2 separate regions of the Homo sapiens genome follow, and region 2 is linked to region 1. A link is a loop called in an ENCODE intact Hi-C map of the cell type or tissue named here. Cell type or tissue: PC-3. All regions are shown on one strand. Links, peaks and the distances in the headings refer to the core of each region. The heading gives the core; the rest is flanking DNA. Region 1 overlaps MIR548XHG (MIR548X host gene). Region 2 has its middle 130 kb from the start of TMPRSS15.

Region 1 (16,226 bases), core at 2,687-10,686:
GATTACTATTGATTTTCAGGAAACTGTATTCAGTGGTAGAATCAAAACTGAGCAATTACATGATTAAAATACATTTTGAATCCCCCAACATGAAAGCATGATAATCATAAGTTTGCATCCAGAGCCAATATGTCATAAACATTTGAATTTTATTCCTACACCTACCACCCCCTGCAAATGACTGAGGAAGGATGTGAGGTTTTATTTCTATTCTCTGCTGTTTGTTCAATTCCTTTTTGAATCTCTTAATTAAAGACAGTTGATTAATGACTCACAAGCACTTCATATATCAAAAATGTCAAAGCACATTATTACAAAGAGATGTTTTTATATGGTTAGATATGGACACCTACGTTTCTCTTTCATTCTGATAGGTCTGGCATCTACTTTGTTAAAATAGTTTTTCTTTCCTTATGAAATGCAAAAACAATCTGAAATGAAGACATCATTCCAAAGGCTCAGTGTTTCAAAAATAAAAATAATAATCACATGCACATTACATTAAGTACCTACTTACCCTTTTGTTCTAAGTGAATCTTGGCTCTGCTGAGAATGCTTCTCTTTCAATCCTCTCAAATGCTAATGTTTTTTTCTATCTTACATTCTTCATACTGTAGGACTCAGAGAGGAAGAAAAAGTTATTGCTCTTTATTGTATGTCAGACCTTTCTCTTTTCCTCGTGTTTTGAATCTCAGGTCACCTGACAATTCCAGCCAAAAATCTTTCCTTTTGCAGTCATTTTCCCAATAACCCCCTTTTTCCGACTCAAAAACACATTCCAAGGCTTTCTTGAAGATTTTTGTACCTGAGTCACTGCCATCTCCTCAATACCACTGCTGTTACAATTTATGTCTTATATGTCCATAACAATGATCCTTCCAATCAAATGGACTCTTACTATCTTGACTTTTTTTCTCCAGTAATCTTGATCTCAATTCTAATCAGTCTTTCAGGCTATTCCCATTTCTTACACAGATATAGGCCTTGCTGTCAGCAATAATGACAACTTTTTCCCCACCCCAGGATCATTTATACATTATACATTATACATTAACTCTCTAAACATCACCCTTTATCTTTCCAGAACATTTCCCAAAATACCCAGCCTTTCACACCTCGACGGAATCTTACATGCAATTTCCCTGGTACATTTTCATTGAGAGTTTGCTTCCCATGGTCTCACGCTCTTCTCAAAAAAGTTAAATCCCATGGTTCATCCTTAAACACCATAGCTGAATCGTTTAACTGTCTTTGGATCCCTTCTTTTATTTTGCTTCTTTGGCAATAATCTGACACTTTATTTATCTCTATATAGTTGAATGTGGCTGGAGAAAAACACTAAACAAGGTAGTCTGGTACCCCATTACTTTCATGCCATTTACCTAAAGTGGACTACAGTGACTCCCAGCCACAGTCCAGCATTTCCCTGGTCCAGTCATTCTCCCAGTCTACTAGACGGCTGCTTCATTACCTTGCCCACTGTCTTCAAACCTCCAACCCTACACGAAATACTCACATCTGATGATTTTGCTTCCCTTCATACTGAAGAAAGAAAAATACAAAGAAGATTCAAAAATACACAAGCTTTCACTACTACTTTGACCCAATGAACTGGATCAGTGCATTACATTGTTTTACTCTCTTGTCTCTTTAGATAAAATATCTCAGCTCCTATAAAAAAAATAAACATTTACCTCCATTTTGAACTGATTCCATTCTCATCTTCTCAATGACATTATCCTGGAAACTCTCTATATAGCTCTACATTTTCATGCTCAGGGAAGTATACCCAGTGAGGCATAAAAAATACTTTCAATATCTACAACCTGAATCAGTCAAATCAGCTATAATGGAAAATACTTCACTCACAGGAAGAAAGTAACCACTCGATGCCCATTATTTTCACTGATCCAATCAGTTCTCCGGCTGCACTAGTCGAATAGGATAACCTTAATCTTAGACTGGTGAGCAATTTATGGTACTTTGATATCTTCCTTTTAGGAGCTTTGGGCATTTTAAATTGATCATATAGTGCATGGCATGCAGCATTAGAACAAAATTAGAATAGATTTGAATATTAAGCAAAGGGACTGGAGCAGAGGCCCAGATATCACCACTGGAGGCATCAAAGGGATAAAACTGTACTTCATCTCCTCCACAGGAGCATGCAAGCGTTTGTGGTTGTAGGTGGGTGCCTCTGTACTCTCTCCCAAACAGCAATCCTTTCTGCTGTTACAAAATGCAACTATTCCTTTTGGGGACTTCCAAGTCCTTTATGGTCAGTCCATATGTTGTGATTGCACTGACCACAAAGGTGATCATAGGAAAGCGTATAACTGAGGATAGACCAAATAAATTCAGTCTTATGATTTTATCTGGTATAATCAGAAGAGAGGAAGACTTTTTCACTGGAGATGGCAAGATAGTGGAGTACATATATGGTGTTTCCAGCGACTATTTTTTACTACTATATGTAAAGAGACATCTGTTAATGAAATCAGTAGATCTAAAAGATAATGAAAGACATTGCTGAGGATATTATTTGAGCATCTGGACTTGGTGCTTTCTAAGTCATTCTTCCCTGAATTTTCAGTTGATTGTGACAAGAGTTCAAATTTGAGTTAAGTTTCCATCGTTTAATCAAGAAAGAGTCTTGATTAATCCAGATATAAAGATAAAATAGAAGAGAAATGGACGGTATCCAAACAGGCTAAAGTGATAGAATAGTGGCTTCATGGCATTGTTTCTGTAAGTAACAGCTGACCAACAATTGTTATGGTTCTACATTATTTGTGGTTATACACAAGATAGTTTGAGTTTGGCATTTGGAAAAAGTTTTCCCTTTTACAATTTGAAAAAAGAAAGTATTTATTTAAACAGCAAATAGTAGACTTTATTAAACCATATGACCAACTCACTCATCAACCTCTTTACCTGACCTTTTTAGATAACTTCTCCCTCCCTAATTTTCAGAGCACCCACATTACTTAAATTGCTGTTGCAAGAACTGATAATTGTGGAGGTTATTGGTTATTGGTTTAGGAAGAGAAACTGAATAAATCTGAGCTGATTATTTCTCCTTCTGCAAAGTACGTCCTTCTGGTCAATCCTATTTATTCAATAATTGGCTCCCAGCTGAAGTTGAAGATCCTTTCAAAGGAATTTAAAACTTGGAATTAGGGAGAGAAAATTATTTGGGGGGTATAGTTGCACTGAAATATCTACATCTTATGTGTTTTTGGTTGCCTTATTCTAATGTGTAGAGAGATAGGTTGAGAAGAATGGAACAAATTGCAGAGACATCCCAAAGAAAGGCTATGATGACCTCCTTGTTTCCCCACAAGATCTAGGTCTCCAGTTGTATTCCTGAGGCCCTGAATGGGATTTCCTAAAACACTTCACCATCCTTTTAATAAATTTATTTTTCTGCTTAAGTTTTAGTGAAGTTTATTTTATTTCAACCAAAAATAGTCCTAATCGTAGGACAATTTACCATGTGTCAGTAAAGCATAAGATGCAGTAAGCTGATAGATATAAATAGTGGCATAAAAACTCTGTCTCAATAAAAGCATTTGATCAGATTTGTCATGATGTTTTTATAAACAAGAGGAGAAATTGGGATGATTTAAATCAGGGACTGTTCTTACCATTTCTGTGACAGTGAGTAAACGATGCTGGTTAATGATGCCAACTTTTTGATAGTTTACAGCCTTATGTTACTGGGTTGCACTCTCAACTTTGTCTCAACAGTTTTTAGCTTAATAACTTGAGTGAGGATATTGATAGCACGTTCATCGAAATCAAACATAACAACAAATGGGAGGTTAGTAGAATTTTTATTTTTTTTAAAAAAATAGCATACTGAACAGTATATTAAAATTTGAGATAATTATAAACCCTTTAATTATAACAAAAAAATCCCCAAGACAAATACAAGATAGGAATAGATGAATCTAAATAGCAGAATATGTAAAATAGTATTGATCATTTTGAATAAAATTAAGCTCACTTACTTCAGCAATATGATAAAACTATTAGAAATGCTCAAGCAGTGTTCAGCACTATTGATAAATGTATTGTGCCCAGGATAATGTCATAGTTAGAAGATAAATGAAAAGAGTCTTTAAGTAATAGCCTAATATAGTGGAATATATGTTGAGAATAATCATCTGGTTTATGAATTTGTAGTAAATATTGCATGTTTAGAACCAACCATTGAAATATTAGGATTGGTTATTGCGATAGTACAAATACTAAAAGAAAGTTGTAGAAGGAAGACCTAAATGTGGGTAAACTTCGTTAGCTGAATTTTTTTTATTATACTTTAAGTTCTGGGGTACATATGCAGAACGTGCAGGTTTGTTACATAGGTATACGCGTGCCATAGTGGTTTGCTGCACCCATCAACCTGTTCATGTACAAAATGTATAATTACATATCTGGCCTATTTACTCACTTACACCATTGAGCCCTACTATAATGATTGCAAGTTCATTTTAAAAAACCTAATCTAAAATGACAAAGGGAGAAGATATCAGTAAAATAACATAATACAGCTTTGAAAGATGGGGACATTTAATAGAGGGAGTAGTTAAAATCTAAGACCTACAAGAAGGATCTACAGGAAGAGGCTACACATGGTACCTACCCAATTTTCCCCCTAAATCCCTAAGAGGCTCCAGACTTCAACTGTCAGGTGGACCAGTGAGGTGAAATGGAATTAGAATGGAAGACAGACAGGAAATAAGTGTCAAATTTATGTTAAAAAACAAACCAGTGCATGCCTACGCCTAGCCACCTTTTCCTCACAGTTGGATGATAATCTTTTCATCTAACCTGAAGATTTTTGCTGTTTTCAATTAATGATTAATGAATTAGTTAATTTAATGCATTTGTCAAGCTATGGAGAAGGTGACAGCAGAATGAAAATATAAATCTTGCTGCTATGGGTCTGGACACAAGGCAATTAAATTCAAGTTTACAAACAAAACTTTGGAAGCTTTTGCCACCTTCTCTGCAAGAGAGATTGATACATACTATCTCCATTACACAAACTGGAAAAAGGTCTCTCACCTTTTTCTCATTAATGTACTATCATTAATGTATTATCATTAATGTACTATCTCTCATTACACAAGCTGGAAAAAGAAACCAGAAGAAGCATTCTTGGAAAATAAAGTTATAACATGGAAAAAAAGGAACCATGGTGGTGTGCTACGTGCGTATAAACAATATGTGCATAGTCATGATATTCTAAACGTTAATTCAACCATTGATTATGATATTGGTATAAAAGAACAATGAAAGTTGGGAAATTGAATTGAAAGTACTTTAAGTTTTAGCTTTTTTTACATCTCCACCTTACCACATACAAATATTTTCTCTTCCCCATACTCCTAGTATAAACATACTATAAGGTTTGTCCAATACTTATTGTTTAAATAATTATGGCTACCTAAATATGTTTATTACCAAGTTGCTAATGTACTTCCATTCTTATTTATTGCTTTTGTTTTACTGGTGTTATCAATTTTGCTTATTTGTTTGGTTAATTTCTATTTTCTTATTACTAAATCACTTTCAAACTTTCTAATGGAATTCTAAAATGGCTAGCTTTTTCTTAGTACAGTTCAAAAATTCATATAGTACATAAATCTATAAGGTATCATTGGTTCCATTTTGTCTTCTTTCCTTGATGGTTTTCTTCTTGAAGTTTTTCATTATCATGTTCCAGACTGAGCTGGCTGATCTCCAGCTGGCCATACTGCTGTTATTCTGGGACTTCTCTTTCCCATTTATTGTGGAATTCTTTTTGTGTTTCTTCTCTGTTGGCTAACCATTTCTTGGCTATCATGTATTTGTCTTTCTTGGGTTTGTCTCTAAATTTGGTGGAGCATAACCTTCAGAATCTTCCTGAGAAAGAGTGCTTAAGAAGTAAACATTCTCAGGACTTACCTGCCTAAAAATGTCTGTACTTTGCCCTTTCCCTTAATTGACTTTTTGGATGTGTAAACAGTTCTAGATTGAAAATCATGTAAGCCATTATTTTATTGTCAGCTTCTAGTATTGTTAAAAAACAATCATCCCAGTTTACATATTCTTGCTTTTTTCTTTATAGAGGTTCCAGTTTTATTTTTTTCCCATTGATTTTGTTAATTTGATAATTTTTTTTCCATTAAACATAAATTTTCTTAGTTCTGGAAAAAGTTATTTTATTATTCCCTTGCTATCTTTCTCTTCTTAATGTATTCAGTTTCCCTTCCTTTGGTATATCTATAGATACATCTCTTGATTTCTCTTCTGTTTTTTTCTTTTATTTTCTCTTCAATTTTCAATTTCTATTTTCGGTGAGAGATTATTTTCTTGAGCTATGCCCCAGATGAAAATATCACCCTGTAGTTGTAAATCTTTGCTTTTCTCTCCATATCCTAACTCTGTTGTTTTTGTTGTTTCTTATCTGATTTCATAAAGTCAGGGGCTTTGTCTCCTTTGTACTATGCCTGTTATATAATATAACTTCAAGAGCCTCAAGAGCCTTTTTTTAAGTAACATTATCTCTTAAATGTATTTCTAAATTTTTTTGGTTAAAAATTCCCATTGTCACATTTTTAATTTCCAGTGGCTTTTTCTTTATTCTTTGAATGTTCCTTTTATAGCAACCTGTTGTTTTCCTATGGATAGAATAATACCTCTTCTCTTTTAAGGATATTATTAGGTTTTATAAGTTTCCCTTTGCTCACTTTACAGTCTAATTCTTTTCCACTGAGTTTATTTTGCTGCCTATTTGATTGAATTCAATCTTCGTGTTGTGTCCTTTCTCAATATTTGGTGATCTTGGCTTTCTGTTTATATTTAAGAGAAGGGTGAAAAAAAATACATATCTGACATGAGACCAGTATGAATGGGCTGGGATTATGGGCTGATAAGCCTAAGGATCACCTGTTGGTAAATGGGCACTCCACTTAGATTCCCTTAAACGTCAGTATCATATGTAATTTCTCTCGTACTAGATGTCCATATTTTTCCTGGGTTCTGAAAGCCTTATTTGGAGTTTTCTGAGGGTTCATTTGGGGAAAAAATAAAAACAAAAAAATGATAAAAAAATAAAACCTTAGATTTTCCCTAGTATATATGTAGACATTCTTAAAGTTCCCTTATCTTTAGTAGATACTTCACCCCTGCAGTTACGGGGACCTGGTAGCTCTGAGTTTAAGTCTTTATGACTAAATCTTACCAGAGAGTAAATTTCCTGCCTCAGAATAGACTGACTCAATGAGTTGGCTGAAAGTTTCCAATATTCTATTTGCTGTTTTTGCAGGCTTTTAATCATTAATCTTATTTTTTTTTTCAACCTTACCAGCACCCATTTCTGCAGAAATACTAGTTCTTTTAGTTCTGAGTTTCTTCTGGGTTTAGAGGTGCATCACTTGGCTTTTTATTGGCAGTAATGTTTCAGATTTGCCTACTCTGATAAGTCAGTATCTTCTCATCTTCCTAGTTTTCAGCTTCAAAACATTGTTGCTGTTGTTTATTTATTATTATCACTCTATATCCAATTTGCTCAGTCTTCTTTAATGGCTTACCGGAGCTTTTAGGGGTTTAGTTAAAATGAAATCATGTGTTCTTTTTGCCATTTTTTTATTGTCAGTCTAAGCCTAGAAATACCATTTGACCCAGCCATCCCATTACTGGGTATATACCCAAAGGATTACACATCATGCTACTATAAAGACACATGCACACGTATGTTTATTGCAGCACTACTCACAGTAGCAAAGACTTGGAACCAACCCAAATGTCCAACAATGATAGACTGGATTAAGAAAATGTGGCACATATACACCATTGAATACTATGCAGCCATAAAAATGATGAGTTCATGTCCTTTGTAGGGACATGGATGAAGCCGGAAACCATCATTCTCAGCAAGCTATCGCAAGGACAAAAAACCAAACACTGCATGTTCTCGCTCATAGGTGGGAACTGAACAAAGAGAACACTTGGACACACACCGGGGCCTGTTGTGGGGTCGGGGGAGAGGGGAGGGATAGCATTAGGAGATATACCTAATGTAAATGACGAGTTAATGGGTGCAGCACACCAACATGGCACATGTATACATATGTAACAAACCTGCACGTTGTGCACATGTACCCTAGAACTTAAAGTATAATTTTAAAAAAAGAATCAATAAATACCAAAAATTTGAAAAAAAAAAGAAATTAGAAATTAGGCTTAGGAAAAAACAGCTAAAATGCTTCAAAGTAGCTGTTTCTATAGCTAGAGACTGTGGTTATAATATTGTCCTTGATTTTATAGAAGTCTTTTAGTAAAATGTGACATCTATTTTCAAATAATATGAACATATTATTTTGATAGAAAAATTAATGATTTAATTAAAAAACTGGTAAAAATTGTATTTTTTGAACTTTGCAAGTTGTTTTTTCATTGCAATTTTCAGACATGGTTGGACCAAAAAAAAAAAACTTTTTTAAAAACAATTTGCTGGTTACATAAAAATCATTCCCTAATATCAATTTTTGAATAATCACATAAAAAATGAATTAGTTGCAAGGTGGTTCTAACAGAGGCAGGGATTTAAGCTTGTCAATCCTTCTTCTTCTCGGAATTATATATAGAATTTAGCAAAGAAAATTTTAATAGAATCAAGTATTTTTATTAATTATTGTGAAGTTTACACCTAGAAAGCTTAGATAATAGGAGCTCAAATCAAGCTTTCCTTGAAGTGTCTGCAGAGATATTGATACTGCATGCTTATAGTCTAATCTGAGTGTTCCAAAGAATGAAGTAACTGACCAGACTTTGGTTTCTGCATTTGAAAATTAGCAACTCACTGTAGGTTCAATACGTTTTGACAGATTGGCTTTTGTATTTTTCCCAAATATTAAAACATAGCTTGAAAAATATTGAATGATTGATTCTACTTTTAAAAGCTCAGTTAGTATGAAATGCCAGAGATTGCTGAATGTCTAAAGACATTCAAATACATTGGGGGATGGAAGAAGCCTTACCTGCTTATAAGAGAGTATGCCTCTGGCCAGGCGCAGTGGCTCACTCCTGTAATCCCAGCACTTTGGGAGTCCGAGGCAGGTGGATCACTTGAGGCCAGGAGTTTGAAACCAGCCTGGCCAACATGACAAAACCCCGACTCTACTAAAAATACAAAAATTAGCTGGGCATGTTGCCATGTGCCTGTAATCCCAGCTACTCAGGAGGCTGAGGTGGGAGAATTGCTTGAAAATGGGAGGCAGAGGTAGCAGAATTGCTTGAACATGGGAGGCAGAGGTGGCGGTTGCAGTGAGCAGTGATCTCGCCACTGCACTCTAGCCTGGGTGACAGAGCGAGACTCTGTCTCGGGAAAAAAAAAATAGTAATGTGTGCCCAAAGACTTTTTCATGAGCAAACTAATAAACTAGACAACCAACCAACCAGACAGTCAAAAGACATACGTGTGTTTTATTATTATTATTATTATTATACTTCAAGGTCTGGGGTACATGTGCAGAATGTGCAGGTTTGTTACATAGGTATACATGTGTCATGGTGGTTTGCTGCACCCATCAACCTGTTACCTACATTAGGTATTTCTCCTAATGCTATCCCTCCCCTAGCCCCCGACACCCCAACAGGCCCTGATATGTGATGTTCCCCTCCCTGTGTCCATGTGTTGTCATTGTTCAATTCCCACCTATGATTGAGAACATGTGGTGTTTGGTTTTCTGTTCTTGTGATAGTTTGCTGAGAATGATGCTTTCCAGCTTCATCCATGTCCCTGCAAAGGACATGAATTCATCCTTTTTTTATGGCTGCATAGTATTCCATTTTCTTTATCCAGTCTATCATTGATGGACATTTGCATTGGTTCCAAATCTTTGCTATTGTGAATAGTGCCACAATAAACATATGTGTGCATGTGTCTTTATAGTAGAATGATTTATAATCCTTTGGGTATATACCCAGTAATGAGATTACTGGGTCAAATGGTATTTCTAGTTCTACATCCTTGAGGAATCGCCACACTGTCTTCCACAATGGTTGAATTAATTTACCCTCCCACCAACAGTGTAAATTGTTCCTATTACTCCACATCCTCTCCAGCATCTGTTGTTTCCTGACTTTTTAATGATCACCATTCTGACATGAGATGGTATCTCATTGTGGTTTTGATTTGCATTTCTTTAACGACCAGTGATAATGAGCATTTTTTCATATGTTTGTTGGCTGCATAAATATCTTATTTTGAGAAGTGTCTGTTCATATCCTTCGCCCACTTTTTGATGGGGTTGTTATTTTCTTGTATACTTGTTTAAGTTCTATATAGATTCTGGATATTAGCCCTTTGTCAGATGGATAGATTGCAAAAATTTTCTCCCATTCTTTAGGTTGCCTGTTCACTCTGATGATAGCTTCTTTTGCTGTGCAGAAGCTCTTTAGTTTAATTAGATCCCATTTATCAATTTTGGCTTTTGTTTCCATTGCTTTTGGTGTTTTAGTCATGAAGTCTTTGCCCATGCCTATGTCCTAAATGGTATTGCCTAAGTTTTCTTCTAGTATTTTTATGGTTTTAGGACTTATGTTTAAGTCTTTAACCCATGTTGAGTTGATTTTTGTAGAAGATGTAAGGAAGGGGTCCAGTTTCAGTTTTGTGTATATGGCTAGCCAGTTTTTCCAACACCATTTATTAAACATGTTCTTTTTATTTATAATTTTATTCCTATCTCAGGAAACTGTGCTTCACATTGGCCACACGTTTTTCAGTGCAATGTGTTATGTGACTTGGTCAATATTGCCTGGTCATTAGTGAGGTCTGCATTTTCTTTTCTTCCTACTCTTCCTACTCTTCCTTCCTTCCTCTTTCTATCCTACTTCCTGCTCTTTCTGAACATTGATTCCTTCACTTCCCATCTCTAATATTTAATGGCACAGCAGAAACAGTGAGGCTTTTATTTATATTCTTTTCAGTGAGGAGAGAAAAAACAATTCCTAACTGAAAACTTAGTAAAGTAGGAGGCCCATATAATAAGTCAAGTCTTCAAGGAATCAGAGAGAACCTAACTAATAATCTGGCCTTTCCCTTTGTTGGCGGGACCTTGCAATTTGGAAAATGGTGGCCTATTCATTCACTCAGCAAGGGTGAATACAGCACATATATAAGGTAGTGATTATTTTAGCATTCATAGCAAATGAATATCTTGATTCCCAATAAATGCCTGGCATCTCATTTTGTATCAGTGAAATATATGTAAGACTACTTCTGAATGATACATGATTGACTTTTTATATTTGAAAGAGTGTGGACAAGGGATTTTCTGAACACTTTGTGACATGGTTACTTTTTTAAATGGTAAATTTATGGTAATTTTCAAAATTGTGAAGAAGTCTAGAAAAAAGTAGCATTGAAATATAAAAGGATGTTCTCATTAAAACTTTGAGAAGCATATCACCTTGATTTAAAATTTAAAATGAATTATTTAAAGTATTTCTTCAGACTCACAGACCCTATCCTCTTGCCTAATCTTATTTTAGAATTTCCTGACTTAAGTAGAAAAAGGCTGTATTTTGAACTCTGTTCAAAGGTTAGGTTTTGAAGACCTATGGTTCTTCAGGTTAAATATGATGATTATACATAATATCTATCAACATTAATTTTAGAATTTGACTTATTTTTTAAAATCTACATGGATAGATTTACTTTTGTATTGGTAAACAAAGAACCTAATTACATGTGCTTTCCCAAGTCTATGGTTTCCATATTTGATTGTTTCATGTGAAAATGCATATTTTAAGATTCATTCTTACATTCACAGATGTATGTAAAACTATCTTGCTTGAAAATAGTGGGAGTGTCTCAAGGCATAAATGCACGTTTGATCATCATATTTGGTCTCCATTTTAAAGATGGCATTGCTTTGTATTTACTAAGAAAACACTGTAAATGTTCAGATTATGAAAGAGACAATTTTAGTTATTTAATTAAATTAACTTCTTTAAAGAGGAAGTGAAGGGTAGATATTTTTAAAATTATTCTTTAAAAATTCTAAAACAGATTTAGCATTTGTTTAGCATTTGTTTAAAAATTTCTAATTTTCTCAAAATATATATGAACTGAACATTTTATTAAGAAATTGTTTTAATTACTTAGAATCAGAACAGAATGCTAATAAACAATTTACAACCTTAGAATAATATATTTAACATAATTGAGTCTTTTGTTTGTTTGTTGATTTGGTAGCTGTTAACTTTAAGGTGCAGATGGTGAAATAGACTCTAACAGTGCTTTATTGCTCACACTGTCTCTAGAGTTTTAAGTTCCAATTGCACCTATAAAAAGGGGTAATTAGTCCTTTCTGTTTTATTGCTGTTAAGGGAAAAAAAGCTGTTTCAGTTAACTGCCAACTGGATACTATTCTAGATTAAAATCCTGGTATCAGTAACTTCTTCTCCTTTTCAAATTCCAAGTCAAGAGTTCAAAACATGTGAGAAATGTCACCTTCTTAAATATTACGGTCTATTAATTATGTCCTTGTAGTGAAGTTTATTGGTGCAATTAGTCGACAGGTAGGAATATCAGTCTTTATAAAATTATATGTGGTGGGGACAAGGTTAATACTAATTTCATAGGCATTAAGGATATATTTGAGTGTATTCAGAGATAAGCGAACCATGATATTAGTAAAATGACATCTTTTGATTTGTTTAAAAGTTTGAAAATAAGAACATACTCAAAGACTATTTTTCTTCACAAATCCAGTAGTGTTGGCAGATTGAAAATGTGTAATTATAATTATTTTCCATTTAGACATGTATTATTTTGATAGCAATTTCTCAGTAATATCAAATATAATTACCCAACTCTAGAAAGTAATTTCATTTCTCCCTACCTAGACATGTGGCTATAATATAAAAAGAATGATAAACATTTTGTTTTAATCAAAAGTACAAATTAGGTATTCTAGCTTCCAAAATAATTTTCAAGCATGTCAAAAAAATTCATGTCAAGTATTAGCTTAATTATTTTTAACTTTAGTGTTTAGTGCCTTATAGGTAAAGTGGCTTAATTCACAGAGGCTTTGAGATATTTCTGCATAACTTTTACTATTTCAAGATGTGAAAACAAAGAATCCCAAGGAAGATATATAAATTGAAAGGATCAACATGCCACATAACCAGTGATGGCATTAGCATTTGTTTGTGAATTATATTAATGGTTATAATTAGGATAATTTGAGCTTTTACATTAGTATAATGACAGTTTACTTGTAATGTTTTAGTCTATGTTTTAATTCCACCAACTGTGAAATGGAAGAAAATGTCAATACAAAGAACAAAGCAGAATTTGCATAGGAATGGAAACAACTACATCAAGACAAATGAATCTTGAATTAGCTCATGAGCTGAATAATGTCATGAGTTTTTGTACTTGTAAATTTATTTTTTAAATCCATATGTAACACGAAAGATTGATAAAGACAGCTGCAATTTTAATTCAAATAAGATCAGCTATTTGGCAGAAGAGGCAGAGGAAAGAAAAATAGATACAATGATTTAAGTGAAGTGAGAAAATCAAAGACAAAGTGAAGCACAATGAAATCATCATGTAAAATACACATTAAATGTAACTTCATTCATTTTAGAAAAAAAGTTTGCTTAGTTTGCTTTTCAATGTGTCTAGCATAGTTTATATGTATTAAAAAGTTTTCTTAGCTATCCTTCAATGTGGACATAAGAACATTAGAGGTAAAAACAATTTTTGCTTAATTTCCTGTTTAAGGAAACTTAGTCCTGTTTTTGTGTTGGTCAGCATTATGCTATCAGCACAATCTATTTTAGGCTATGTGCTATTTTGCCTTTTTTTTAAGAGACAGAGTCTTACTCTGTCACCCGGGCCAGAGAGCAGTGGTGTGATTATAGCTTACTGCAGCCTGAAACTCCTGGGCTCAAATCATCCTCTCACCTCCGCTTTCTTTCTGAGTAGCTAGGACTACAGGTGCATGCCACCACACCTGGCTAATTTTTATTTATTGATTGATTTTTGGTAGAGACTAGCTCTCGCCATGTGGCCCAGGGAAGTCTCAAACTTCTGGCCTCAAGTAATTGTACCTCAGCCTCCCAAAATGCCGGGATTACAAACATGAGACACCATGCCCAGAGTATTTTACCTTTTATGACAAAATCTCCCCCTGGCATACTAATTCCTACTTGGTTTCTCTAGTCCTCATTCCCTGTTGTGCTATACCTAACCCAGCAACCACAGCTCAACTGATCACATATCTACACTAATTATTAATAGGGGCCATCTACAAGTTGCCTGGATCTTACCTACTATCTATTGACAGATGCCTACAATACCAGCTCATTCACCTACCAGTGTTTCAGCTGGATTGTTTTCACTGAATCTGCTTGTTGTTGTCTTGTGTGAAAGGTCCGCTACAGTTAAGGGCTGCCTGCCAAGCTGTTCCTGTAGCCACTGCTGTTAGGCTCATAAATTGCCTTCTCTGTCTTAGTGGGGGGTTTCCCACTCTATTGTTAAAAGCATGCCCCACTCCGTTGCTTGATGAAATTCAATTTTATGGACAATATTCACTGATTCAAAAATAGTTATTGATCTCCTTTCTAAGCAGTTATAGGTGCTAATTATATAATGATGAACAAATAGACATAGTACCTGCTTACCTGAACCTTCATTTTAGTGAGCTGTATTATACACACATAAACAGATAAGTACATATGTAATTAAGATCTTAATGTCATAAAAAGATAACAACCTGGATGTTGTAATAAAGAGTATGAGAAATAACTGAATTTGAGAGGGCAGTCTCTGTAATTTAGACTTTTTGAAGAATTATCTATTATTATAATTAATACAATTAACAATCATAATTATTATATTATTACTATTATTATTATTACAATATAATAGTTGTGGACATTTTATTGAAGTAAAACTCTAACAAGTGACCTTTATTGGGAGCTTAAAATATGCTACATACTCTTCTAAATGTCTTATATACATTAAATCATTTAATACAGCAAACACATCTATGAGAATGGTGATAATACCTCTGTTTTTACAAGTGAAGAAACTGCAATACAAAGATGATGTCACCTGCCTAAGGCCACACTGCTAGTGAAAGTTTGAGAGGGAATAGAGCGAAGGTCATCCAGTGCCAGTGCCCGTATTTTTACCACAATGCTATACCACCTGTCAAGAAGCTGAGACCCAAACCTCACCTGAGTTGAAATTTGCAAAATAATAAGAATTCTGCCAGTGTACTGTAAATAGAAGGAAAAGCACAGGAAATGACAATCACATGGATTAGATCTGGAACGTAGTGACTATGGGTGTGGGCAGAGTAGCTCAAAGTAAGGACTAAGGCATGTTCACAGGTAGCAAGGTACTCTTAGCAGGCCATTCACTTGATCCACTTTATGTCTTCCTATTTGATTTGCTTTGCTTTATTTAGCTTTGCTTAATCATTCCAAGGTTTTGCAGAGAATATTAATTGGGAGGAAGCAAGGACAAATTGTTCAAGAAGAATTAGTGTAGTTTAAGAAAAAAACAGTGATGATCTCCACTAGGGTTGTAGCAGCAGAAATGCAGAAAGTTACGCAGAACAGAATTACATTTGAAAGAACAATATATATGTGGGACTATGTGGGAAGCTCTTATCTAATAGGTACAGATACATTAAAACTAAAATAGAAATCCTTTAGGAACATTAAATATTCTGGATTTTAAGAAAATGGGCCAATACTTTTGCTAACTGGATGAGTGTGATAGCTAACTAATACAGTTATTAATAGAGGTAACTTCTGAACCTGTTGAGAAAAAAATAAGCAAAATAATAAAAAAGTAAAGACTTATAAACATATAGATTAAGGAAAACAATAGTATAAAAATATTTTTGTAAATTTTTCTGCATGCTTATATTATAAAATAAACGTTAAAAATATTAAGAACTTACAGACGTAATTAATAGCAAGAGGTTTAAATAATTAATCATTCCAGATTCACTTGACAGATTTAAATATAATCACAGAATTAGTGGGGGAAAGAAATGGAGTAGCTGTCACATACTTGAACACTGAGAAAGCATTTTATACAAACTTTAGAAGTTTTACTTGCACAATTAATGCAATAGACTGAATGTGTACCCCTCATCCCCAATATTCATATGTTGAGCCCTATCCCCCATTGTGATGGT
Region 2 (16,226 bases), core at 3,118-11,117, 67 kb before region 1:
CTCTGCATTGCTGGTTCTCAGGCGTGTCCAGGCTTAACCATTGAGAGCAGAGCTCTACTGGCCTGCCTTGTGTTTCAATAGCATGTCAACCCCAGCTGGCCTGCCTTGTGTTTTACATGGCATGTCAGCCCAGCATTTCTGTTGCTAGAAAGCTTTCCTTTTCTTTCATATTTAGAGGGATAAGGTTTTAACTGTTCAGCATCTGTTCTTAAAATGGCAATATACTCTCTGTGATTATTTTGAGAAAGCCATTTTGATCGAAATATTGGGTTCTCTTTGCTTTCATTTCCCTGATAGATCTCTCAGCTCACTCTCCCCAGAACTGACTCTGAAGAGCTGACAAAGCAATAACTAGTTGTTACAGAGGAATTTTTCTCTATTGTGGGTGTTATTTATTTATTTTGTTTATTCTAGTAATGATTTCTTGTCCACTTCAATTTATTAGTTTCAAAACGAGTGAATATAGACATAGTGGAATCTTTGCTATCCCTTGGTTAAATTCTATCCCGTGATATCCCTTGAAAGAGTAAGGAGGAGGTCTCTCTGTTTCATGAGGAATTTAAGCAAGGTGCTCAGAATGAATCACCTAGAAGAGTATAAAGATTGCTGTAGATTTCTTAAGTACTAGTTTCAAACAAATACCATCAAAAAAAAGAGTAATTGCCAACATGTGTGCCCTTAACTCAATTTCCTACAGAAAGAACAGCTGAAAAAAACTATTAAAAATCCATTACCTGTTGTTTAAGAACCAAATAGCATTTTTCAGAAGTTTCTTATCAAGCAATTGAATGCAGCAGGATGATGTACAGTGGGAGTGAGGATTAGGCTGGTATTGACGTTTTGCTTCCTAACTTAAATGATTCACTAAATTCACTAAATTAGATCAAGGAATTTAATTTCTTTTCAAGCCTTTATGAATTTTCTCTAATATAGAAATGATCCAAGACAGAACACTCAAGAAAATTAAACAGAGACAACAATTTAGAGAAAAAATTCTGCATAGTACCCTGTGGAGGGCACTCATAGACCATCAAACAGATGAGTGAGAATTTCTTGGCCAAATCTCTCAGTACCTTTTTCAAGGCAAACTCAGATTTGTTCGCTATATATCTACAATATATTCAGGAAGCAAGACTTGAATGGCAGAGCTAAGACTAAACTGAAGGCAACCACTCTTTATTAAGGTCTTGTAAGCACTTTTATATACTTAGAATCTAGTCTTGGTGTTAGTTATTCGGTACGTTCAGTACCTATAAATTTTTAAATCTACATCTGACATGAACAGAACTAAATCCTAAAGGAGAAGATCAATATTAAACCTGCCACATTTTAACAGGGGTCATGTTGCATATGACAGAGATAAAAAGGGCTCAGGGCAATGCAGTGTCTTTCAGAACAGTGAGAGACGGGCTGTCCCTGGAGTAATCAAGGTCAGAAAACTGCCAGGTCTTTCCCTTCAAGGCCAGGGCAGAAAGATTTTCTCTAGCTGCTGAAAGGCAAATGAGTGGGACTCACAGGTCAGCACAATCACTGCCAGCCCACAATCCGAACCCTTTTATGACTAAGCAGTAGAGATGCTGAGGGGTGGCTTCAGAGGAGGTTTTAGAGCTACCTTCGAAAGAACAATAAACGAACATTCAGTTTGTGTCTGAATGTTGTTTTAAGCTATTTAAATAAATGCACAATCTAAATAAAAATTAAAGTGCATTCTAGTAATAATAACTTTAAGACACTCAACAAGTTGAGTGCTCTCAAGCTTCACCCCATTTCCAAGCAAACTGTACACATTTAAATCCCTCCTCTAAGCAACTGCCACACGTAGGCGTAATATGATTAAAGTGAAGAAATCTATTTTTTTCAGGAAAGAAAAGGAACAAAAATAGGCAGACCAAAGATCTTATCCTTTTAGACTACTCTAAAGACAAACAAAAACACACCACAGAGATAAGAGCATTGAGGAACATACACGTATACACATAGATGTAAAAATTTAAGGACGATTTCATCTGTAAGGATTATGAGAGAGTTGGTGTTTCTGGGTGGAGTGTCGTGGAGGAAGGAAAGTAGCAATTATAAAGTTATTTTTAACATATGGAAAATTAGCAAAAATTTCATGATCACTTACTGAAATGCCACCGAATTGATAAAATAAGGAAAAAGCAAACTGAAAACCATCTGATGCCTAGAACATTATCTACAAGTGTTTGAAAATTTCAGAAGCCAGTATGTTTTTTTTCAGCAATACTCATGAGTACTCTTGTAACTTGCTGGGTGCTATAACTTGAGAAAATATTAAGAAGAATATTCTTGAAATTTTTATTTCCACATTCTTCTAGTTCTAAAAATTAATAAAAAATTTGGTATTTTAAAAATTGCTAAAGAAAAGCTTACTTAGAGATTTTTATCAAACTATCAGCATCTAAAACTAACTTGTGACAAATGGAGTTGCTTACAGTGAACAAAATGGCCAGTCTCTTGTAGTTATTTTTATATCTGAGTTGTAGATTTTAATCTACCAAATATATTGTTTCTCTCTCTCTCTTTCTCTATCTAAAGAACATGTAAATCAATGAAATAATAGATAGCCTATATTGTTATTTATTTCATTAAAATATTATGGCAGGGTGAATTGTTGAAGAATGAATGGGAAAGCCTCATCGCTCTCAGGAGTGACACTAAAGAGTTTGATAATTAGTACTTCAAGGTCAAGTGGTAAGTAATTGATGAAGCACTGCTTGTTATAATGTTTTTGACGAGAGGATTAAACTGAAGTGCACTTAATTTTCTTGGCTGTTTAAGTGTAGTTACCACAAAATAGACAAAATAAGGTTTCATTATGCTTTTTTTTAAAAAATGATATGAGATTGTAAAGTGTGATAATGCATTAAGCTTTTATCTTCCATCATTAGTGTGACAGTCAAAGTAAAGGCAAAAAGATGATGCTGAGAGCCAATGTTATCCTTATGGGACACAGTGATGCACTTTAGTGTACATTAAAACATACCTGAAACACTTGTCATAGTTGTCAGACCCTATTTATTGGAGCGCTGAAATCTGAATCGAAGCTGCAAAATTGAATGAAAAACAACTGGCTACATCAGTTTATCACTGAAAAACAAATGGCTGTATTTGCTTCTTTGCAGTTCCAAACATGAGCTCAATACAGGAGACTCTAGAGCACCAGAACCCTGTAAATCATGACATATATGTCTGTGCCAGCCGCTGATAAACTGTGCCTAGCTCTCCCAATGAAAGTAACAGATAGACCTCTGAAAAGCACCGAGATGAAAAATCAGACAGGAAAGCCACTTCTTCTAATGCTAAACTTTGCCAGGACAGGGAGGTGCCTCTAGCACTGTTGTACCGTTTCCTCCAAGAGAAAGTATTTGCAAAGCTTACATTTTCAAACAATCCTAGGAATGTATCACTTCATATTTTCAAAAGTTTCTTGGAGAAAGATATTTTGCAGTGTCCTACATGAACTTGAGTGTTTGTCTCTGGAACTTTTAAGTTTGATTTCACTTAGCGCTGCTTGCACTTCAGTTGAGGCCATTTTTACTTGAAGCTTAATTAAAGCCATTGTCCTCAGGGACTAATACGCATCAATACTCTTTTCCCCAAGGTCCCCAAGTCATATAAGGACACCTTGAATCATTCTCAGTTAATGATACCTGCCACAAGAATATTTTCTCAAGATAGAAAAATTCATATTAGTTAATGTATCATCTTAGGCACACTACCAAATCGGTTATAATGTTGCCTTTCCTATTTTTACTAATACCTTTTTTCCATAGTTTCTGGATATAGAAGCTAAGTGGAAAATATTTTAAAATATGGTTTACTTTTATTTAGAAATTAGCCAATGATTTATTTAGAAATTAGTCACTATTATATAAATTCTGTCATTAAGAATATTATCAAAACATTTAAAACTGTTTTTCAATTTTCTCAAGATAATATAGATTTAAACAGTTAACAGGTCAATGAAAAGGTTTGAAACTTTGTGCTTAAAAATTAAAAGGATAAAGGAAAATGATGCATAATATTTATTTGCAGCTCAGCCAATAAAATCTGATGAATCACGAAATTGCCATAACAAGTTTATTTCTATGTTGTTTTGTAGCTGCTTTTTTATGCAGTTTTAACCTAGATGAATCAAATGCCATATCACTTGTTATTCTTTTAAAAAGAACCTTTTCAAATTATTGCATATATATTTAAAAATTCCTTCACTTGATATATGGTTATTGTGGAATATACTTTTACATGTATCAGTTACTGTGTTTCTAGTCACAAATAATAGAAATTCTAATCGAAACTTTACTTAAACAATAGCATGGATTTATTATTCTAGGTAATTACAAAGCCTTTTCTTTTCTGTCTTCAGTGATGGTGTCAGCTTTATCCAAAGCCTGGACTTAAAGGGAAAATGGTAACAGTGTTTCCAGATTTTATGTCTGTGTGCCACACAGTTCAGTAGAATTTGTCCCCCAGAAGCCTCCAGCACTAGCCTTGCTTAGGCTGATTAGCTGAATTAAATCCCATGCTTATCGATATATATGGCTCCGATTATGAAATTCAGCTAATTATTTTAGGTCTCAGCCACATGCCCCACTCCTTGCACCAAACGGGGTCAGTTTCTTAAAAAATTAGAGGTTCAATAAGGAAGGCTTCAAGACCTAAGTGAAAACTAGGGTAGTTGGTAGTCACCTAAGTAACTATTGAGGTAGTCTCTTTGAGGTAGAGACTGCATTTAGGTGAAGCAGCCAAAAAATAAAATGAAATAAAATAAAATAGCCCAATTAGACTTACCCACCTCTTTATCTCTCTCTCTCTTTCTCTCTCTCCCTCTGTGTATGTGTTTGTGTGTGTGTCCAGAACTCTCTTTTAATGAGAAAAAAAAATGACTAGAAAATTACATGGAAATCTGCTTCTCCTAATCTCGCAATTGCTTAACCATAGCAATCCTTCCTGCTTTTTCTGGCAATAAACTTTTTATTTGACAATTGTTTAGATGTATAGAGAAGTTGTGAAGATATTTTAATTATTTGATGTATCTCACATCTAGATTTCCTTACTGTTTATCTGTTAAATTACTGCAGTATATTTATCAGGATTAATGAACAATTATAGATACATTATTAATAATTAAAGCCCAGATTTATTCAGATTTCTTTAGTTTTCACTAAATGTTCTTTTTGTTTTTTAATGCAGTCATTGTGTCTACTTAAGTTCCACGTGGCTCTGATAGTTTCTCGGACTTTCCCTTCTTTGGGTAAACTTGATAGCTTTGAGGAATCAAATGTTTTTAGAATGTCCCTCAATTAGCACTTGTCTGATTTTTCCCTCATGATTAGATTAGGGATTTTAAGAGAAAGAACACAGAGGTAAGGTCCCATTGTCATCACATTATATCAAGGTTAAACACTGTATAACATAACGTTTGATGTTAAAGTTGATCATCCAGCAGAGGTAACATTTGTTAGTTTTCTCCACTGTAAATTGACGTTTTCCCTCCTATTTTTCACACTGCATTCTTCGGAAAGAAGTCACTATGTGCAATCCATATTTAAGGAGTGGGGTTATGCTTCATCTCCTCAAGGATAGAGTATCTACATAAATTATTTGGGATACTGCAGAGATTTGTCTATTTTCCTCCAATCATTTGCTTATTTAATCATTCATATAATTATGGATTCATTAATATTTACTTTAAACTTTGGGTTATAATCCAACACTACTTTATTTATTTTATTGTATAAATTGTTCTACCTTTGGCCAGCGGCAGCTGGTTCAGTTGACTCCTGTTTCTCATTGCCATTTCCCTGGCCCGCTGTTTTCTTTTTTAATTTCTAGTCTACCTGGAATTGTAATCATTGCCTTAGAGTGATGATTCTCAAATGTGGTCCCCTGACATTTGACATCTGAGGACTTGTTAGACATACAGGCCTCATCCCAAATCATCCTGCTGAATCAGAATCTCTGGGTATGGTACCTAGAAATCTGTCCTTTAATAAACCCTGACAGTGATCCTTATGCAAGGAAAAGTTCCAAGACCAGTGCCCTAAAGCATCATGAGAAGAAAAGAAGAAAATTTTTAAAAGCGTAAAAATTGGACACATAATAATTGTACGTATTCATGGGGTACATAGTGATTTTTTTTTTTTTTTTTGAGGCAGAGTCTCGCTTAGTCACCCAGGCTGAAGTGCAGTGGTGAGATCTCAGCTCACTGCAGCCACCGTCTCCCAGGTTCAGCAATTCTCCCATCTCAGCCTCCCGAGTAGCTGGGATTACAGGCACCTGCCATCATGCATGGCTAATTTTTGTATTTTTAGTAGAGACGGGTTTCACCATGTTGGCCAGGCTGGTCTTGAACTCCTGACCTCAGGAGATCCGCCCGCCTCGGCCTCCCAAAGAGCTAGGATTACAGGTGTGAGCCACTGTACCTGGCCTACATAGTGATATTTTGATATATACAATGTATAGTGATCAAATCAGGGTTATTAACATATCCATCACCTCAAATGTTTATCATTTTTTTGTGTGTTGGGAACATTCAAAATCCTCTCGTAGCTATTTAAAAATATAAATTATATTGTTGTCTATAGTCACCCTACAGTGCTAGAAAATACTAGAACTTATTTCTCCTATCTAGCTGTAACTTTGTAACCTTTAACCAACCTCTCCCTATTCCTCTGCCCCTCCTCCCCTTTCCAGCCTTTAACTCATTCCACAGCAAATAATTGAAAAATAAAGTAAATAATTCACTCATATGCACTCAGCAAATACATTATATTCTGGATTTAATGTGCTGATTTCTAGTCTGAAGCCATTTATATGATCAATAATCTTTTTTCTTTTCTTTGAAGGACTTTCTTCAGTTTTAAATTAATTATCTGGTTACTTTTTTAGAAGTGGCATTTTAAATCCATTTATGTTTATTCAAAATTCTCTTAACTTTGAACATCATTCTAAAATCTCTAACAATTCTAAATTCTCTCAATCTTGGATATTCAAAATTCAAACATTCAAACATTTTTTTATCATGGGTTGTATTTCAATTTCATATAATTATTTGTGAGAACGAAGTCAGTAAAATATATCTGAGACCCCATTGAATAAACCAAGTGATCAGACAGCTTCTCTGAAAATGAATATTAAACTACTATCTTTGTTAACCTTGAACTTACTGGCTCTGTGTGTGTGTGTGTGTGTGTGTGTGTGTGCATATATATGTGTGTGTGTCGTTGGTCCCTCACCAAAGCAAATTAATATCACAAGAAAAATGTGGAGTTGCATTCAGTTTTGGAATAGTGTTGAAAAGAATATCAACTTATAGGAAAACTTTTCTATTCTGAGTCAGATGAAACTCATGGTCTTGTATATTCTAAGATTCTTTAAAATACTCATTTCAGTTACGTATAATATTTGATTTGGAATCACTATATATTTTCAATTTAAGAGATATTTTTAGTGGTTTCTTCATAAACTTTTTCAGTTTTTAAAATATTAATATATAGATATGACAGAAATAATTTACAATGACATTTACTTTAAACTGAAAATATTTCTCCCATCTCTAAAAAAAGCTTCAAATATGTGTCACCTGCTCCATCTGCAAAGGCCATTGCTAACTTACCACAGTACCAAGATACAATTTACAAAATTATATAAGTACACACACACAGACACACACAAAACTGTAATTTTCCAAAACACTGAACCTGTCCTTTAGCCTGTCATTTTTATACTACTATTTTCATATTTCATATGCTAGTTGTAAAGTACAACGTAATGGCTTCATGAGGGATTTATATTTCTACGAAGGACAAAATTGGTGGCATTAGGTTAAGTCTTTTCTGTTACCAATATGTGCTTTGACTAGTTTTTTATGTACACATGTTTAAACAAGTGGAATAATACACACTTCAAAAATGCATCTTTGAGTTGAGCTTCATTCTACAAAATCTGTAAGCCTTATGTCATGAAGAAGAGGATCCTAGCATTTATTAGGTCTGTTTCCTATTGTGTGAATCACACCTCCCAACCTCAAAGTATTCCATATGAAAACACAGCTGTCACTGCCAAGGACTTCAGTGCTTCCAGTTTTAGGCTGGATAATGTCTGTCTGCCAAAGCAATACATCAGTCATTACACAAGATGACTCACACCATCCGTGTCTTGGCAAGAATATACATATTGCTAACAATTGCATTTATCTGGAAAGCTTTAAGCATTAATGCATCCTTATTTTTATTTTAACCCCAAATTCTCAACCATAGGAATATTGTCAACTTTTCTCACAGCTTTACAATAAATCCTGGGTAGCTTTTTTAAAAACTACAACCAGAGGATAAATGTTATTCTTTAATAATGTTTGTATGATTTGTCCCTCAATATCTAAAATCTAACATTACTGCCAAAGTGTAATTCTCATCATAGTGTGTCTGTAGTTGCATCTCCTTTCGTGTCTATTTGTGGTTCAAAACATGTAGAATCCATTATTAGAGTACACATTTTAATTTTAAAAACATGAACAAAAAAAAAGCTTGCATGTAAATAATAAATCTGACACACCATGGTAGGCATTATTTTAAAACTAATAAATTTACAACTTACAAAATTACATAACAATATATATACTGAGCATAATAGATATATTGTGTACTACATTTCAAATATTATATCATTTAAAAGATATATAACATATAAATGATCCCTGCAGTAGTTTAAAATAATACTTAGTTTAAAATGGCAATGAATGATTTCAGAACATAAATTATTCATCAAAGGACATTTAATAGTTTAGTTCATCTGGTATAAAATTGACAAGGTAGTCATTAATGAGCTCAAATTATTCAGTAAATGTTAATACCCAGAACCAAATAATGGCATTTATTTCTTAGGAATTACTGCCTAATCTACTGGATAATATTTTTAAAGGTGAACTATGTCCTGCTCTTTTCCATGCACACACACTCACACATGCACACATACACAAACACATATGGCTTGAAATTGCTAGAAAAATATGAGCTTAATTATATGTTTTAAATTTTTAAATATGTATTAAATTATTTAGAATAATCACTGTGAGAGGACATGTATGTTGAAGTCTCAAACCAATAAACTCTACCAGTAAAATCTGTAATGAGGACATAAACTGTTAATTTTTGGGGAAAGAATAAAAAATAAAATAGGAATAAGAAAAAACATTGAAGATTGCCATATACATGAATGTACTAAGAGCACTAACAAACATTAAAGGCTCTCTGTTTAGTGGCCAAGAGATACTGGTTTTATAGAAAGGACAAAACAATACAGAATGGTCAGATATATGCCGATATATGTGGTTCAAATATAAAAACTATTTACTAGTTTTCAAATTTTACAAGTAAGTTATACGTTAGAAAAATGATAATTTTATAACAGAAGGGAAGTGATTATCTCCAGGAAAAACCTGAAGATATAATTTAAAATGTTTTAGAGTGGAAGTGGTGAGAGAAAGTGGTTACATACTCTTCTTTCAAAATGAAAAAAGTTAAGAATGTATTGAGAGTTGATGGAACAAAAATAGAGGATGCACATATAACATATCAATGCTATCTCAATAAAAATAACAATGTAAGAATTAATATTACATGGAAAGTAAGGATTTTAAAAGTGAGCCAATTCCCATTTTGCTAGGAGGTCACAGCATATTTGAGGTGGAGAACAATATGGAGGTTCCACAAAGAAAAATAAAAATAGAACTACTATAGATCCAGCAATCCCACTGTTGGGTATACATTTTAAAAAACAAACAAACAAAGAAACAACAACAAAACAGTGTATCGGCGGGTGCGGTGGCTCATGCCTGTAATCCCAGCACTTTGGGAGGCCAAGGCGGGTGTATCACCTGAGGTTGAGAGTATGAGACCAGCCTGGCTAATATGGTGAAACCCCATCTCTACTAAAAATACAAAAAATTAGCCGGGCATGGTTGTGGGTGCCTGTAATCTCAGCTACTTGGGAGGCTGAGGCAGGAGAATTGCTTGAACCTGGGAGGCAGAGGTTGCAGTGAGCCAAGATCGTGCCACTGCACTCCAGCCTGGACAACAAGAGTGAAACTTTGTCTAAAAAAAAAAAAAAACAGAGAGAGAGAGAGATACCTGCATTCCCATGTTTACTGCAGCACTATTCACAATAGCCAAGATACAGAATCAACCTGAGTGTCTATCAAGAAATTAATGGATAAAGAAAATGTGGCGTATATAGACACATTTTATACAATGGAATATTATTTCACCACAAAAAAGAATGAAATTCTGTCCATTTGGCACAACCTGAATGAAACTGGAGGACATGACATTAGGTGAAATAAACCAGACACAGAAACACAAATATTGCAGATTCTCCCTCATATGTGAGAACTAAAACAACAACAAAATGAACTCATGGAGATAGATAGTGGAATAATGGTTGACAGAGGCTGGGAAGGGAAGTAGGGAGTGGGGTGATAAACTGGAGATAGTTAATAGGTACAAAAATACAGTCGGATGAGATGAACAAGATCTAGCATTCAGTGATGTAATAGAGTGACTACAGTTAGCAATAATTTATTGTATATTTTTAAATAACTACAAGAGTTGAATTGAAATGTTTCTAACATAAAAAAAATAACAAAGCCTTAAGGTGATGGATACCCCGGTTTCCCTGATCTGATCATTACACATTGTAGGTCCTTAAAACATTACATATCCTTCATAAATATATAAAATTACTGTGTTATCATAGTTAAAAACTAAAAAATTAAAAAAATAAAGTGCTGAACAACAAAAACAAAAAGAATGTATGTAACCACCAGAAGAAACAGAAAATAAACTATGATAATAGTTGCCCCCTAAGTGTAGGCCTAATGGTTAGAGCATGGGGCCAACCACAGATACTTTTCATCATGAGCTATTTTGAACTTCTCAATTCTTTCATCCATGGGCATGAATAATTGTCTTCACATTTTTAAATGAAACCAAAAATCATTGCAAAACAAAAATAACATGGTACACATATAATTATTCATAATGGCTGAAACATTGAGAAAAATTAACAACAAAAAAATTAAACTAAAAATAATTAGCAGGGGAGATGGCATTAAAGACAAAGTAATGGATAATAATTAAAAGCTTGGGCTTTGGACTCAATCTTACCTACCTTCAAGTAATTATTTTCTATCAGCTATTGAGAAATAAAAATGAAATCCTAAGCCCTGCAAAGACACAGACTCTCTCTTTGCCAAGGAAACCCCAGAGACACCTTCAAAACTGAGTTGTTGGCCATGACAGGATGGGGGATGTCCGACACAGCTGATTTTAGCTCCTCCCTCGCTACCCACTATTGGCTTTCTTCCCTAAAGGCTAAAAAGAAACCAGCGCTTTGCAGAGACTGGCTCCACTTCTGATATCAACCAAACACCTGATGGTACCCCTTCTTTTTGTGGTTATAATAAAACAACCAACCAGCCTTCCTTCCTTATAAGACAGCACTGACCATGAAGGATGCATGGCAAGAGTGTTTGGGTCCTCTTCTTAAACTTTTGATAACAGTGGGTCAAAGACTCCACCCTTGGATAATGCTAACACTGCCAGTTTTTGAACTTGGGATCCGTGGAGAGAGGCATGAAACTCAACTGCGCATGCACGTTTCTCCTTTCATAAATATTCATAACTCCTCCTATAGCTTAATGAGTATGTATATTTGGTCACCCCATTCAGCATAAATTCTTGTCTTATTCTTTTCACACTTGAAGTGACTGTGTTCAGATTCCGGCTGGCCCTGTGCTTCCCAGCCTGTTTGCCACCCTGCAGGCTGCAAACCCTTGATGGGAAATAAAGCTTTCCTTTCCAAACGTATGAACCTCATCATTCTTTAGTTGACACTGTGTAACCTTGGGAAAGTTACTTAACCTATGGAGACGAGGGTTCTGATTTGTAAAATCGTAATAATAATACTCCATTCTCATGAAGCTGTTCATGGCACGATGGGATAATACATACATAGGCTCTTAATAATGTCGTAAACAGTACTAAAGAAACTATGAAATAGTAAGTCAAATATAGACTTAATAAGACTTATAACCAGTAATTAAAAAAATTACAACAGAAAAACATCTCTGTTTTCATTAAATAAGCAAATGCAGAAATCCCAAGAATGCACCTTTGTTAATGAGAGCTGAATGTCCTCAGTTACAGATGTAATTTTAAAATCTGGGACAAAACTATGTACCATGTATTGTTCTTTAAATCAGATAGATAGATGAAAATAACATATTTGAAATTTATATTGCAAAAGTTAACTGAAAAAGAGATAGAAACTTGATATAATTATAGCCATAGGAAAAACCATGATCTTTAAGACTTGGCTGCAAAAAAGACACAAGAACAGATAGTTCGCCAGTCAGTTTTACCAAATTTCCAGAGAAGAGTTTATCCCTATGCTATTGAGCATGGAGAATGTTTCAAAAAGAGGCCCATTTATTTTTACAAAAGACTCAAAAATATTTTGTATCTTTATTCACAAGTAAGAATAACAGTTCTCATATCTTTTCATTTCTTTCTTCTTTTTCTAATCTTTCACCTCTCTCCCGTCTTCATGTCCTCCTCCTTCTATTGATTCTTTTCATTTAAATATGTTTCGCAGATTTTTAGAGGATTAATAAAACTTAAAAAAAAATTAACACTGTTTTTTTAACTTGGTGAACCTTTCCATTTCTTATTTGGTGAATGGCCTGAACTTCTACTTTGATAGCATGCATACCTTTTTTTTAACTTGATGTTTAATAAAAGTTTTGTTTTTCTTTTTTCTTTAGCTATGCAGAGTATTAAGTTCAGTTCTCAAGAGAGCTGTAATCAAACACAACCTGATGTTTTACTTAATTTTTCTTTCCTCTTTTCCTGATAAAATGTTTAATTTCTATATGGTAATTATTTTTATGGTTACTATGTTCCATGTTATGTGTTATGTCTTCCCTAAGAATGTGAATAATATGTGATATATTTCCTATTACTTTACTTTTTTATATTTAAAATTTTATTATCTGAAATGTTTTACATATAAAATGAGTTAAGAAACTTTTTTTTAAATAGATAGTCATTGTCCTAATGACAATTTCTTTTTTTCTTTTTTTTTTTTCTTTTGAGTCAGTGTCTCGCTCTCTTGCCTACACTGGAGTGCAGCAGCGTGATTTGTCTCAGCTCACTGTAACCTCAACCTTCCAGGCTCAAGTGATCCTTCTACTTCAGCTTCTTGAGTACCTGGGACTTACAGGCATGTACCACCAAGTCCAGCTAATTTTTATTTTTATAGAAATGAGTTCTTGCCGTATTTTCCAGGCTGGTCTCGAACTCCTGGGCTCAAGCGATTCTCCCACATAAGCCTCCCAAAGTGCTAGGATTACAGGCATAAGCCAGGGTGCCTGGTCCCTGATGGCAATTTCTGAAGCAAATAATCCCTTTAGAATGGATTTTAAGTAAGATCCTCATGGCACTCCTGATTCCCATACATGCCTACATTAGGACCTTAGCTCTCTCATCTGGTTTCTGTTAGTGTAGTAATGTGTATTATCACAGCTTTATCTTCTGCTAAGCTTTCCCTTATTACTTTTCTTTTACAGCATTTAATTAATTTTACAGGTTTTATTCCACATAATTTTTAAATAAGTAGTCAAAGTATTTGAAAGCTCCAGTGAATTTTTGATTAAAATATTTTAGAATTATATTATTTTGGGAAAACTTTTAAATTTATAACATACAATCATGTAACCAAAGAACATGACATATCTCTGCATTAAGGTCTTCTTTGATACTGGAGTCACTGTATTTATAGAGTTATAGGTATTGATTGTATCCTGAATGATAGATGCAACAGAGGCGTCTTTGGAGAAACAGCAAGGAGAAAAAGCAAGTGAAACACTATTAGGACATATTCATACCATACATATAATGGAAAGCACCCTAGACTGTTACATGTCATGCCATGAAATTTCCTTTTTCAAAATTCTTTCTGGATGAATAAGGCAGACTAAGGGTCAAGTTATTCTGTTAGTAGATGATGCCTTAAGTATTATATACCTTTGGTGGGAAAAGTAATAGAGACGCTTAAAACTTGGGTCTATACTAGAGCAGTAGGTACTTCCTTACATCTACTGTACCTTAAGTCATTTTATAGTTTAATAAGCTATGAAAAATTTAGTAACAGATATTCTAGAAACACACTTATCTGTGCTTCTGCTATCATCAAATGATACTTATGCAATAGGCAACGATGATGCCTTCAAGTTATCCCTATAAATTATATTTACATTTTGATATCATCCTAATTGGTAGGAGGTAATTCATATATCTGTGCACCATGATATAAAAATAAAATGTGGTTTTCCCTACTGAACAAAAGCAAGTTTTTCAAATGTGTTTTATAGAATTAATGCATTACAGACAGAAAGGAAAAAATGGATTGGGTAGGTCAGTTATTGTAAAACTAAAGTAGTTAAGTTTCATATTTCTTGACAAAGAAACTTTGCTGGGTGCTGGTGGAACAAGGACAGAAATAATTTAATTCAGCTGGCACATTCTGCGTCTGCAAATAAACCAAAACATACGCACAGCGCTCCACATTGTTGCCTGTCATCCTATTATATGTCTTTATCATCTCTTTCTTGAACTACAATAATCTAGCTGGGTCCTTTGCTTCCACTTGTCCCTTTATAATTCTTCAGACAGTGACCTTTTTTAAAACAAATCAGACCATGTTATTTTTTTGTTTAAAGTTTTCTATGTCCTTTCAATAAAAACCAACCTCTGATCATGGCCCCAGTTTTCTGCACAAATGTTCTAGTCCACTTGATAATAGTCTTTCTTAACTTCTTTTATCATTCTTGGCTTAAGGATCTTTTTGTATGTTTTTTTTTATTCCAACTTGACTTTTTCCTCTAGATCTTTGTTAAGCTGATTTCTTCTAATTATTTAGATTCCTGCTTAAAATATCACCTTCTCAGAGAAATGTTTCTTGTCAGCTATCTAAGTTGCTTCCCCCTTTTTACTGTCATTCGGAAGTAGAACACAGTATTTTAGTTTCTTGGTAGCATTTCCTAGGTCATAATTTTTTTATTTACTAATATTTTTATTCTCACTGGAAATATTCACCATGATACTAGAAACCTTGCCTATATTTTTACCTTCTTACTCTCAGTCTATAGGATGAAATCTAGTATGTCATACAATCTTTGCTTATTAAATATTTGAAAGAATAAATGCAGAAATCCTCTGTCATCAGAGGTGATCAGTTTTTCTACGTAATCTAAAAGGTGTAAAAAGATCAACAAATTTATTCAATTAACTATTATGTTTTGAACTCTAATGGAATAAACACATTCTTAATCATTCCTTGAACTTTATACTAATGTATATTAAAGTTTTAGTAGTCAATGTGTATTTTGGTAGCTTATATTAATATTTAGCATATTACCAATATTTTCTAATTTATCTGGTTCTGTCATCATTTATTCCTGAAAAGCAGCTAATACTTCTCAAGCTGGCTATGAGCCAATGCATTTAAAAGAGGAGACTCTCACATCTCTTTATTCCTGATTTCAAATGTATATACACACATATATATTTTTAAAAATTATATTATATTAAAAAATTCAAAGGAAATAATTGTTCATTTGAATTTTTTAATATTGTTGATCTTTTTTCAAAATGTTTTTCTTTCCAAATCACTTTTTACTTAGGCTCCACTTATAGTCCCTAATATCCACCCAGACTCCTTTTATAGCTATGAACCAAAGTCTTCAGAATATCTCAATAATTTTACCATGTTTTTTATTGTAGTCTCTCTTCTTCCTATTTCTCAATCTGTTCTAAATCACAACCTATTTGTACCAATTTCTTATTCAATCACATTTATGTCTTCCTTTGCTTACAGGGACAATTTTCTATACATAAGGATGATATTCAAAATCTCTTCACCTAATTGGTCTTCTCTACCAAACTAAACATCACTATTTTTCAAACGATTCTCTCCTATTGACCACCGAACACATCATATCTAGAATTACTACAAAACAATCCTAATAAATTGGTCTTCCTTCTTTGAATAGCAATAATCCCAATTACTGGATTGGAAAATTTAAATTATATGTTACAATGCCTTATTATCTCACTCTTTATATGTTTTCTTCCCCAGCTACATGA

The links. Peaks named below come from ENCODE experiments on the same cell type or tissue, not always from the same donor. Only the 100,000 strongest peaks of a DNase experiment are listed, where the experiment ranks them.
Region 2: it touches region 1 in a loop (4-fold over the local background); 2 of 110 quality-filtered maps call a loop at or near these places.

Annotation. Positions count from the first base shown.
Region 1 is chr21:18,589,010-18,605,235 of GRCh38, forward strand. MIR548XHG (MIR548X host gene) reads right to left here. Exons shown (of 4, transcript NR_109925.1): 3 at 518-611. Among named protein-coding and RNA genes, the nearest start is that of MIR548X, 89 kb to the right of the region's middle. In PC-3, for the core only: no CTCF peak of the experiment used is centred there; no DNase peak of the experiment used is centred there.
Region 2 is chr21:18,521,345-18,537,570 of GRCh38, forward strand. No RefSeq gene overlaps it. Among named protein-coding and RNA genes, the nearest start is that of TMPRSS15, 130 kb to the left of the region's middle. In PC-3, for the core only: no CTCF peak of the experiment used is centred there; a DNase peak (open chromatin) is centred at 8,107.